2 separate regions of the Mus musculus genome follow, and region 2 is linked to region 1. Evidence: chromatin loops called from intact Hi-C (ENCODE). Cell type or tissue: gastrocnemius. All regions are shown on one strand. Links, peaks and the distances in the headings refer to the core of each region. The heading gives the core; the rest is flanking DNA. Region 1 has its middle 230 kb from the start of Gm34499. Region 2 has its middle 37 kb from the start of Cdkn3.

Evidence for each region. A loop is a pair of places that touch in the nucleus more often than their neighbours do. Peaks named below come from ENCODE experiments on the same cell type or tissue, not always from the same donor. Only the 100,000 strongest peaks of a DNase experiment are listed, where the experiment ranks them.
Region 2: it touches region 1 in a loop (10-fold over the local background); 26 of 42 quality-filtered maps call a loop at or near these places.

Annotation. Positions count from the first base shown.
Region 1 is chr14:45,990,853-45,996,232 of GRCm38, forward strand. No RefSeq gene overlaps it. Among named protein-coding and RNA genes, the nearest start is that of Gm34499, 230 kb to the right of the region's middle. In gastrocnemius, for the core only: a CTCF peak has its summit at 3,008 (motif pointing right); a DNase peak (open chromatin) is centred at 3,011; H3K27ac peaks cover 3,227 bases.
Region 2 is chr14:46,720,910-46,726,289 of GRCm38, forward strand. No RefSeq gene overlaps it. Among named protein-coding and RNA genes, the nearest start is that of Cdkn3, 37 kb to the right of the region's middle. In gastrocnemius, for the core only: CTCF peaks have their summits at 1,321 (motif pointing left), 3,187 (motif pointing left) and 5,028 (motif pointing left); DNase peaks (open chromatin) are centred at 1,327 and 5,033.

The DNA of each region.
Region 1 (5,380 bases), core at 248-5,247:
GACTACACCCACTGTCTCAACACACATGCCTTCCCACTCGTGTGTCTCATACTGAATGCTGAAAACCCAGTTTGTAATCCTCTCATTGGGAATGTTGGAGTAAGATGAAGTTATCCAATCCTAGGACACAGCCCTTTTCTGTTGTGACGGATATTTCACTTTAACCTCACACAGATCGGAAGAGCCAAGCATCCACTTCCTCTTCCATTCACCTCAGTACTACCCAAGAGTAGATTTTTGAACCACAGGGAAGGAAGAGCCTTTGAAGTCACACGAGTCTAACCATCAAGGGTGGCTTCAAACTCAGACTTTCTGTTTCCAGTTGAAGCCTGACTGAAGAACTCTCACCCAGCAACGGCTCATTTTGAACATTTTAGGAACACGGTGCATTTCTTCTTTATAACAGTCTCTCTCACGTCGAAGTCCTCATAATTGTCCTTTCACAGACTAGAAAGCCGGGGATTAGATATGTTCACTTCACCCAGACTACCCAGTGGTAGACTAACACTGGGATCCAGAACTTTCTTACTCAAATCCCCAGTTCTCATACACATCCAGGAAAGGTAAGTTTTCTCTTCCCTTGTGGAATGTGAAGGTAACTGTACCTTCTTCCACTTTAAGACCACAAGTGAATAAATTGCTGTCATTATTTCATTATAGTTTTAGCTTTGGGTTTGTTTACTATTGCTGTCATTGTTGTTGTTTTGTTTTGTTTTCCCAGATTATCGGGGAGGTGGGGTGGAAACCTTAAGTGTCTCAATCAAAGCCAGGCCAGGTTCCTTTTCTTCACAATGCATTTCTGCTAGACTTTAGAAGCCAAAGTTTGTCTGACCAGCTGCTTCTGATCCGGTTTCCACAAGTCTCGATGGAGCGAAACAGGCAGCAATTTACTGTAAATGTGTTTGGGATTGGCTGAAAGCTAGGAAGCACTAAAGGATTCGCCTTTATTTGGCAACCACAGAAGTGTCCTCTAACCTTCAAACCCTGGATGGAGGGAGACCGACAAAGCATTCCTTGCTGGCTCCTGCTTTGAACACACTGGACTCTTGAAGGAATTTTGGGCAGAACAGCTTCTAGAAGGTCCTTTCACCTGCTTCTCAAGCTACATTGAGAACCCCCCCTATCCCAGTCCCAGTTCTCCAACCAAAGCCCAAGTCTACAGACTTCATCTATTTCTCCACGGCAGGAATTGGAGAACAGCAAGATTTTTGAGAACTGCCACGTCCTGCCCTCAGGCGGACACCCTGACCTTGTGAAGTTCAAGTGAGGAGTCTGCTCGAGGGGGAGGTCTTTCACTGACAAGCAAGCTGAGGGCCTGAGACTGAGTGCCCGAGGGCTTGCATCCAGGACTGGTTACATAAGAGAACTTCCAAGAGAGGACAGAACATAGTTTTCAACAAATAAATAAGGCAAAAAGGCTGCACTCACCAGTGCCACAGCTGGGAAGCAACTGTGAGCAATGAATTTCTCATGCTAACAAATCCAAACTCTTCGGAAAACAGATGATGAACCCAGGGCCTGGCACTGGGACTCCTGGCAGAAGCTGCAAAGCTTCAGAGATGGAAGGGTATCTAGAGACGACGAGTTCACAAACACAGCTGAGGGCCAGCAACCTGCTTTCCTGCCCTGCCTGGCCTGGCCTGCCTGGGTGGGTCCCGTCCGTACAGGGTTTCTCCAGGAGGACCGCAGACGAAACACACCTTCATCTGCAGCCCACACACTCGAGAGAGAGAAATAATTAAACAGTTTTTCTTAACCTTCTGACCTCTTCATTTATTATCGCCATCCATTATGTGTACCTTCTCGAATCACAGAATCCCCAAACTGAGCTCTGGGGTCAAGGGTTTATTGTTTAATGGAGATAGAACATTTTGTAAATTGCACGGAGTCACAATGTTTATAATAGACGCTTCTGGTGTACTGAACCTCCCCATTTAACAAACAGTGAGCCTTGACATGTGTTCTTCCTACAGAGCAAAAATCCGGGGTAAGTGCAGTATTGGCATGAATGTGTTACCAAATCCTTCCTGTAAACCCAGTGACATCTGCAGTCAAATAAAAACATTCCTTTCCCCAAATACCAGGAAATGCTGAGAGGATCACTCATCTTCTAAGGTCATGCTTAAATGAAGTTCTGGCTTTGAGAACACACAGCGAGGATGAAGAGGGCCAAGAATTCTGTCCAGTACACATCGGCTGCTACAAGCCTTTGGGGACAACCTCTTGTTTCAACTATGAGCCCGTGTATGGAGAAGCTTTTCCTCGAGTTTAACCTTTGAATGAAAAATGTCAATATTTTAAGAAATGTCCCCACATTAAAAAAAAAATCCCTGTTGTCTTTAAAACAAAACAAAACAAAACAAAACAGAATTTGTCCTTTCAAGTCAGAAATGGATTTGCTTGAAATAAAGCAAACATCCACAAAAAGGTACCCCACCAAAATTACTCATGTATAAAATCCCTACAATTGAGCAAATATCAATATTTTTTAGTAAAGAAACTTCCTCAAAGGTTGGGAAAGTTGTGAAGAATCCTAAGAAGGACTGTGTTAGTCTAACAACTTAACCCTTTGTGTCAGAGAGAAAAAAGAACCGTCCATGTGCGTATTCTGTTCTTTGGGGAACTTTGTTTCGTGATGGTTACGTGCTACCATATGCAATAAAAATGTGACTGATGCAAACATTACAAAGAGTGACTTGCCATGAATTATTTGCATAACTTCTATCTCACAATTAAATAATTGGTTCATGGTCCAGGTTGTACTTAAAACTCTCAAAGGGGGGAAAAAAAAAGAAAGAAAGAAAAGAAAAGAAAGAAACCCACAGTTTTTACATTTTACATGTTTACTGCCTCGGGAAGATTTTCCAAAACAACCCTTAACCATAGTCATTCAGGCTTTTCTCACCTTCCTGAGTTTGAAAGAATCTTGTAGTAGTTAATGCTAGTTTAACACACTCCCTGGGTTGCTTTGATTGCAGCAAGTCGGGCCATATTTGATTAGCCAGCAGGTGTCACTGTGGGTTTGGGTGGCAACCCGACTGACCACAAAAAGAATGATGAGGAAGACAGGGAAAGAAATGAAATGTGAAAAGCAGGTTCTGAGAGGAAAAGCACAAGGCACTTATAAAATCTGTGGCCCCTCTCTTCAGCCTATCAAGAATTCTGTACCACTCTCATGCTGAGAGCCCCAGAAACATAATTCACATACATAAAGGAAGTGGATGCCTTCCATTACTGAAGTCAGCTTCAGTGTATATAAAATAGTGACAGAAATGAGTAAAGCTGAGAGATGAATTCTTGTAGCCTTTGCTTAATCGCTCAAGTCTTAGCTATGTATTTCATCTTTTTAAACCATAGAGATCATTGCTTTATCTCAGAAATGGTGACTGTCTTCCAGCTTTTTGGTAGGTTATAGACGCATGGCCCCGAATGAGGTCTTGGCTATCCCTAACCTCAGTGGGAAAATAAATTCCAGTGCTTCATTCACTGAAGGGGCATCTTGGGCCCTTCTTCCATCTTTATAGGATCTGGGTTACTCATTTGCAACAAAGCCAGCCTATCCATGCCATCCTCCTGAGTACATGGAATTTCTTCATAAATAAAATTTCAATTGGTAAAATTAACACATATTTCTTAAGAATGGTTGGCCATAAAACCTCCCTGAGCTGAGAGGAATTCACAGCTGGCCTAATTTGAACAACAGGCTGTAAATTTTATTTCTATTTTGGGTTGATAGATGAAAGCAGTTGTCTATGTTTGTGATACAGAAAGCAGGCAATTTGTTAAGGAAGATACAAGCTTGATTTCCCTGAATAAGGCTTAACACAGAGGCAAAACGTTTTACTGATTTGTAAAGAAAAACAAAGCCAAAATGTTTTAGAGATAAAGATGAAAGTTTCTGAGCTCTGGAAAAAGACTCTCATCTCAAACGGTCTAGCCCTCACCCTAGTCACCTCTCTCACATCATAGGCATTCATGTCACAGTACTATTGCACTGTAATAAGCCATAAAAACCCAAGAAGAATAAAAACAAAAACAATCTCAACTATGCTGTGAACATCCTGCAGTTGCTTTGGGGTGGGGAGTGTAGGATGTAGGATTGAGACAGGCTCTCATGATGTAGCCCAGGCTGGCCTCAAACTTGGAGTTCGTCTTCTTTAATCTAACTCATGCTGGCACTGCAGGTGTATACTACCATACCAAGGACACCTTGAGATTTCTACCTGATTTTAATTTACTTGTCTTCATGTAATTATTTCTTAATAACACAATATGTTGTTTAGGGCTGAGCCTAATTAACAAGGGAAATGCTAAAGTTTAGGAGCAGAAAATAAAAGGCTAGAGTGGTAGGTTTATAAACATGTTAAAGAGTTATTTACAAAGCATGCATACCAGGATACTATCTAGCTTAAGTCATTCATTCACAGAGACAGACTGCTCTATAGTAGGCTGTTTTGACTCTCAAGAGGCAGGGCTTACAACTCTCAATACAATTTCTATGGAAAATCCATATTTATCTATATCTCTACATCTATCTATCAATCACCTATCAATCTATCTCCTTTTTTTTCTATCTGGATGAGGCTATATTACTTACACATTAGAATGTACCATTCATATACTATATCTTGTTTGGGTCTCAGAAATTGAGACTCACTTTTTTACTTACAATGTCTGGTATAACATGTAGAAATCATAGCAACAGGTACTATGAGCAAAGAAGCAGCTGATGGGTGTGGAATAAAGAGTAAACAAAGGAGGAGAGATGTCAAGGAATACAAATATTTATCCAGGGTAATAGAGTGTCAACACAAATTTCTTTTCAATTAGATGCATACACCTGTGAGTAATGAGATCTTTGTCCATCACTTCATCTTTTGGAATCATGCCCATAATTTCCATGACAACGTCTTACACTATTAAGATAGTAGTGATCACAACTTCATCTCAGCCACTAACTAAGCCACTTTTGTATGCAGTGAGCACTATTGGCTCTTGATCACACGTGTACATAGAAGTGTGTGTGCGCTCATGAGCACAAATTTGTGCATCTTCCCAACTGGAGTCAACCTGTCTATAAGGCAAGAGTTGCACATTATGAGTTTCTTACCATTAAAACGTTTGTCTTGGTGCAAAGCATGCAGTGGAAGTTGAGTGAATCTGTTAATGAACGGAAATCACAAGGGCTACTTTTGTCTGGCAAGCTCTGGCAATGCTAAGTTTCTTTTATGTAGTTCATATAAATAATTCACTTCTTGTGGTTTCATATCCTGATGTGAAAATTATGCATTTACTGTGTTTTCATAGATATTAATGGTGGCTATTAAAATCAGAAATTGTTTCCAGGTTGGTGGTCTTTGGCCTGGGAGTGAGTGAAAAG
Region 2 (5,380 bases), core at 213-5,212, 730 kb after region 1:
ATCACCCAGTCACTCCACTTCCAAGGACACCCTGGTGGTCACTTCCCCTGTATAACAAAATAAAAAATAAAATAAAAAAAAACCCTTCTTTGCCGGTTTATTCATCAAAATAAAGTGACTTCATTGTTTGGGGCCTCTGGGAAGAGCAACGCACTGTGGCAAGAGCCATGGTCAAGCAAGCAGCTTCTATCAGGAAATGAGAAGCACACAGGAAGAGGTCGGCTTGGCCAGGGAGAGACTCCTGTGGGTAAGGACACTTGGCCTCAAGCCTGATGACCTGACTCTGACTCCTGGGACCCATATGACAAGAAAACTGACTCCAGCAGGTTGTCTTCTGACACACACATACAGAGAGAGAGAGAGAGAGAGAGAGAGAGAGAGAGAGAGAATAACTTTAAGAGACCTGACCAGGTATGGTGGTTTGTATATTCTTGGACCAGGGAGTGGCACCATTTGGAGGTGTGGCCTTGTTGGTATAGGTGTGATCTGGTTGGAATAGGTGTGTCACTGTGGGTGTGGGCTTAAGACTCTCACCCCAGTTGCCTGGAAGTCAGTCTTTCACTAGCAGCCTTTGGATGAAGACATAGAACTCTCAGTTCCGCCTGTGCCATGCCTGCCTGGATGCTGCCATCCTCCAGTGGTGATAATGGACTGAACCTCTGAACCTGTAAGCCAGCCCCAATTAAATGTTGTTTATATAAGACTTGCCTTGGTCATGGTGTCTGTTCACAGCAGTAAAACCCTAACTAAGACACCACGGTTCTATATTATCTTCAAAAGTACATCCTCAATGAGATATACTTCTCAGGGCTGGAGAGATGGCTCAGTGGCTAAGAACACGGACTGCTCTTCCTAAGGTCCTGTGTTCAAATCCCAGCAACCACATGGTGGCTCACAACCATCCGTAATGAGATCTGATGGCCTCTTCTGGAATGTCTGAAGATAGCTACAGTGTAGTTACATGTATAATAAATAAATAAATCTTTTAAAAAATCAAAAACAAAAGAAATGAAAAAAATCAACAACAAAAAAAAGGAATCTGAAAAAAAAAATAAAGAGAGATGTACTTCTCAATGAGAAAGGCTAAAGCAGAGGACAAAATTAGATCCACTAGGACCGGGGTAGGTGCAGGAGAAGTGGGAATTGCATTCTCAATGGAGGCTCTTAGGGAAGGAATGCCTACTTCCTTCCCTGTTTTTGAATGACTCCTTACAGCTCCCAGCATGCAAGTCATTGCCACCAAGAGCTTAAAGACTTAGACCCTTGTTCCTGAAGGTCCCATCACCTCCCACTAGTGCCACCCAGAGGCCAAGTCTCTAACCCAGGGATATCTGGACCTCTGGTGGACACTTTACCCAGTGCACAGCAGCTGTGGGGATAGGAACATACTTCTTTGTTTATGATGCCATTGTGAGCCATTTTAGTAGGAGCGATAATGCGGCTGCAGATGTCATGTGTAAACATTGCATCGTGGCTTTGTGCTCGTGTGTGAGTGAGTCTGAGAGGCTGCACGGGAGCAGCGGTTGAGAGTAAGGCTGGCCTGTCAGCACCCCAGTCAAACCGCTGAGTCAAATCCACCAACCCCCTACATTTGATGTCTGTAAAAATGGATGCAATCATAGAAACGATCAGAGGGTCTACCAGACCCTGTGGAGAGACGCAAGTGGGGCTCGCGTTATGCCTGGGAGTGAGGCTTCTCTGAGAATCCTGTTTCTACTTACTGCTGCGTCCTAACCCAGCCCTCAAAGAGTCTTCTGGAAACGTGTACAACGCTTTGCACTTAGCCTCTGTGGGTTGCAAGTAAATAGCAGAAACATCTTAGGGGAGACCTGAGTCCCAGGGAGCTGGCAGTGCAGTGGAGGGGAAGATGTTCTCTTGGTGGACTGAAGCAGGGACCTCAGGCCCCACCTACAGACTGGTCTCTTCTACAGTAGCTCCCCAGTGGTCACGTCCCTCGCTGATTACTTCCTTATGTTACAAGGCCCTCGAATTTTATTGCCAGGCAGGCTGTGAGGGAACTCCACATGTTACTCATGGATTCAGAGAAAAAGTGATACATAAATGCCCACTCCAGAAAAATATCAAACTTTGTTTCTGGCCTGAAGAACTAAAGAGAAGAGAGGATGCATTGTGGTGAGCAGGTAAACGCAGAAACAGGACATAGCTCTGGGCGTGATGGACTAGGAAGAATGGCGGAGGGGAATGGCTTCTCTGTCAACTTTTACAACTACTTGTTTCTATGGTGGAGGGCAGTGGATCCTTGCATGCCCCAGTGCACACACGGAGAAGGGAGGAGAGCTTGCAGAAGGTCAAGCTCTCTCCTTCTACTGTGTGCATCCCAGAAAGTCACCAGGCCCCTTGGCAATTGTCTTCACTGGTCGTCTTACCACCCACGAGTGACTTCTTAATGCCATGGGGTTACTTCAGAGGGTTGGCGATGGTTTGCAATACTGTCAATAAGCTAATTAAGTTAGACATTTTCAAATGGTGGGTTTCATGATATGTGAAATTATACCATAATTTGATTTTTTTGTTAATTAAAAATGTCTGGCTGTGGAGAAACCTATTCAGATGGGATAGACAAAAAAGAAAAGGAAAAAAAGAGAGAGAGAGAGAGAAAGAGGCCAGCTCTTCTGAGAGGCTTCTCTGATACTGAAGACTAAGGGACCAAAGGGAGCCAGCCAGCCCAGGAAGGTGCAAGGGAGCTGAAGGGAGCCAGTGCTGGGCAGGGCAGATTTGCTGTTCCTCACTTGTCTCCAACAGGAAGGGAGAGGGGGTGAGGTTAAAGCAGAGGAAGAAAGCAGGTCCCCTAAGACCCTGGGAGGTGCAGGAGAAGTGGGAAATGCATTTTCAATGGAGGCTCTCAGGGAAGGAATGACTGCTTCCTTCTGCCATTTTTGAATGACCCCTTGCAGCTCCCAGCGTGCAAGTCATTGCCACCAAGGGCAAGGCAAGAGATTCCAGAGAGCTCGTTCTAGCAGCTCAGCTTTCCCACTTTGAACAGAACTGTAACCAAAGGTTACAAATTACAAGATAACTTTGTTACTAGGGAACAAGCAATCTGCAACAATGAGTTTCTTGTCTGTCTGTAAAGGGGTACAGGATCTCCTAACTACAGAGTAAGAAAAAGGGTTTCTGGCTTCTTGTCTGGGGCCAGCGGCTATGCTATTATTAAAACAGGAGTGCCCTCTAAAGGTAAAAGTCTAGATTGCAGTTTACTATTAAACCCAGCCTGGAACTGGATTTAACAGTATGACTGACAAATGACTGTCAGCCACATTCCACTGTGGCAAGCCAGTTCTGTGTTACTGGAACCTGGAGGGAAATATATAAAGGAAGAAAAATTAAAAGTTTTTTGTGCAATTATAATATAAACAATATTCAACATCTTCTGTCTTGAGCAATATTCTCCCTCTGTAGGCTGAAAGGAGAGAGACGGGAGAGAGAGGAAGAGAATGAGGAGAGAAAATAAAACAGGTATTCTAGCTTACAATGTGATTGTTAGGAGACAACATGTGGTGGGATGGTCATCTCATGTTTGGCAAACTACAAAGTAGTTTAGAAATGCAAGACTGTGATATCTAAATGAACAACAGAGTGATACCAAGCCTTCTTGGTCCCTGTGGTAAGGGCATGAGACAGGTGGAGTCCAAGACACCAGCCATTCAGCTGTAGTATGAATGTATTTGAAGAAGTAATGATATGTGGGGAGATTGGGCAGAGAGACAGAGAGAGGTGAGGTGATGGGTGCAAGCATGAAAATATGCTGTAAGTTTTTTGTTTTGTTTTGTTAATTTCATAGGGATGGATTTTTTTTTTCAGAACAAAAAGTCACCAGAAACAAGTATCTAAGTGGTACACACCACAGCTCCCTTGCCCCCAGCACTGGGGAGGGGGATCTATTTGGGAAAGAAAAAGAAAGGGAGGGTACGTGGCACCTCTAAAAGTGGCATCGACGTTTGTAGTGGAGCTCACTCCTTTAAAAGATCCAGGCCACCTTAAGTACCAAAATGAGAAAGTGTCCCTGAGAACTACAGGAGTTGGGGGCTTGAGGTAGATGAAGTCCACCCTGTCTTTATGCAACCTCTGACTGATAGCCATTACAAACCCAAACCTATTCACTAGACAGAATGCTGCCCAGCTCCACCCTTATGTAGCTTTCAACTCTGACCTGTCCTCTCCGTGTTGGCTTTGGTTCCCTCAGTCCACGTGGGAGCCCACAGGCTTTTTCACTCACTTCTCATCTTACCTCCTGCCTCGTCAGCCAGGAATGAAGTAATAATTCACCCGGTTGCTGGCATTCCCATCCATTTGACTGCTCCTTGCCGGCTTCACCATTCAGGCCTTCCAGTGTTGAACTCCATAGCAGAGCAAGCCAAGGAAGGGGACCTGCCTCATGCTGGCTTTTTCAACTCAATGAAAGTCTGGAAAGCAAAGTGAGAGACTATGGCCCACTGGTTTCTTCTTTCTTTGGATTTTGTGCTCTTGTGAGGCTGGGCTGTTTGTAGACTGCATTTCAACTTCAGCCTAGAGAGGGCTTTCACACAGTTTAAAAGAAAAGGCGACTGTTATGTAGAAGCTTGTTAATACAATGCTAAAAAAATAAGTGTGGTTCAGTGAGACCCTGGGTTTCATTCTCAAAACTGGAGGGAGGGGGCAATACTGTGAATGTGTCACATGCATGATCTCACCACTTAAAAGGCTGACACAGGAAGATTGCAATTTCAGAGTCTTGATATGTTGCTAGCCTGGGGGTGCTAAAAATGCAGATGAGGGTACAGGGGGTGATGGTGGGCATGGGACAGGAGAGGAAGGGAGGGGAGGGAGAAGAAACCATGCTGAGATATATCTCAGTAGTAAGCACTGTGTAGCATGTGGCCCATGTCCCAACATTGCAGGAAAAGGAATTAAATAAATATATTACTGGATTCGCTTTTCCTAACGCTAGCCTGCTGTGGTGGCCTTTGAAATATCATATCACTTTTGTGTCCTCAAGTTTGTTCTGTCTGGACTGCAAGGGGCCTGCAGCGCCCCCTATTGGTTGGTTGGTTTAGTGCCAGCTCATAGAGGACACAGGTTCTGACACAGTGTAGAATGCCCCAATGAAAAGGGTTCCAGCTACTTCAACTGCAATGATACAGCCACAAACAGATTTTTCACATCAGAAAGAAAAAAAAACTTATTTTGGAAGAAAAGATCTTTCTCTTTTATTATAATAGAAGGTTTGACATTTGAAATGGGGAGGCACCCAAGACGAGAGTGGTCAGGGGGAAGGCTACACACATGGGGAGGCACCCAAGACTAGAGTGGTCAAGGGGAAGGCTAAGCACAAGACTAGCAAGGAGGTCAGTTCTCAGAAAGACATCCCACAGGTCAAAGC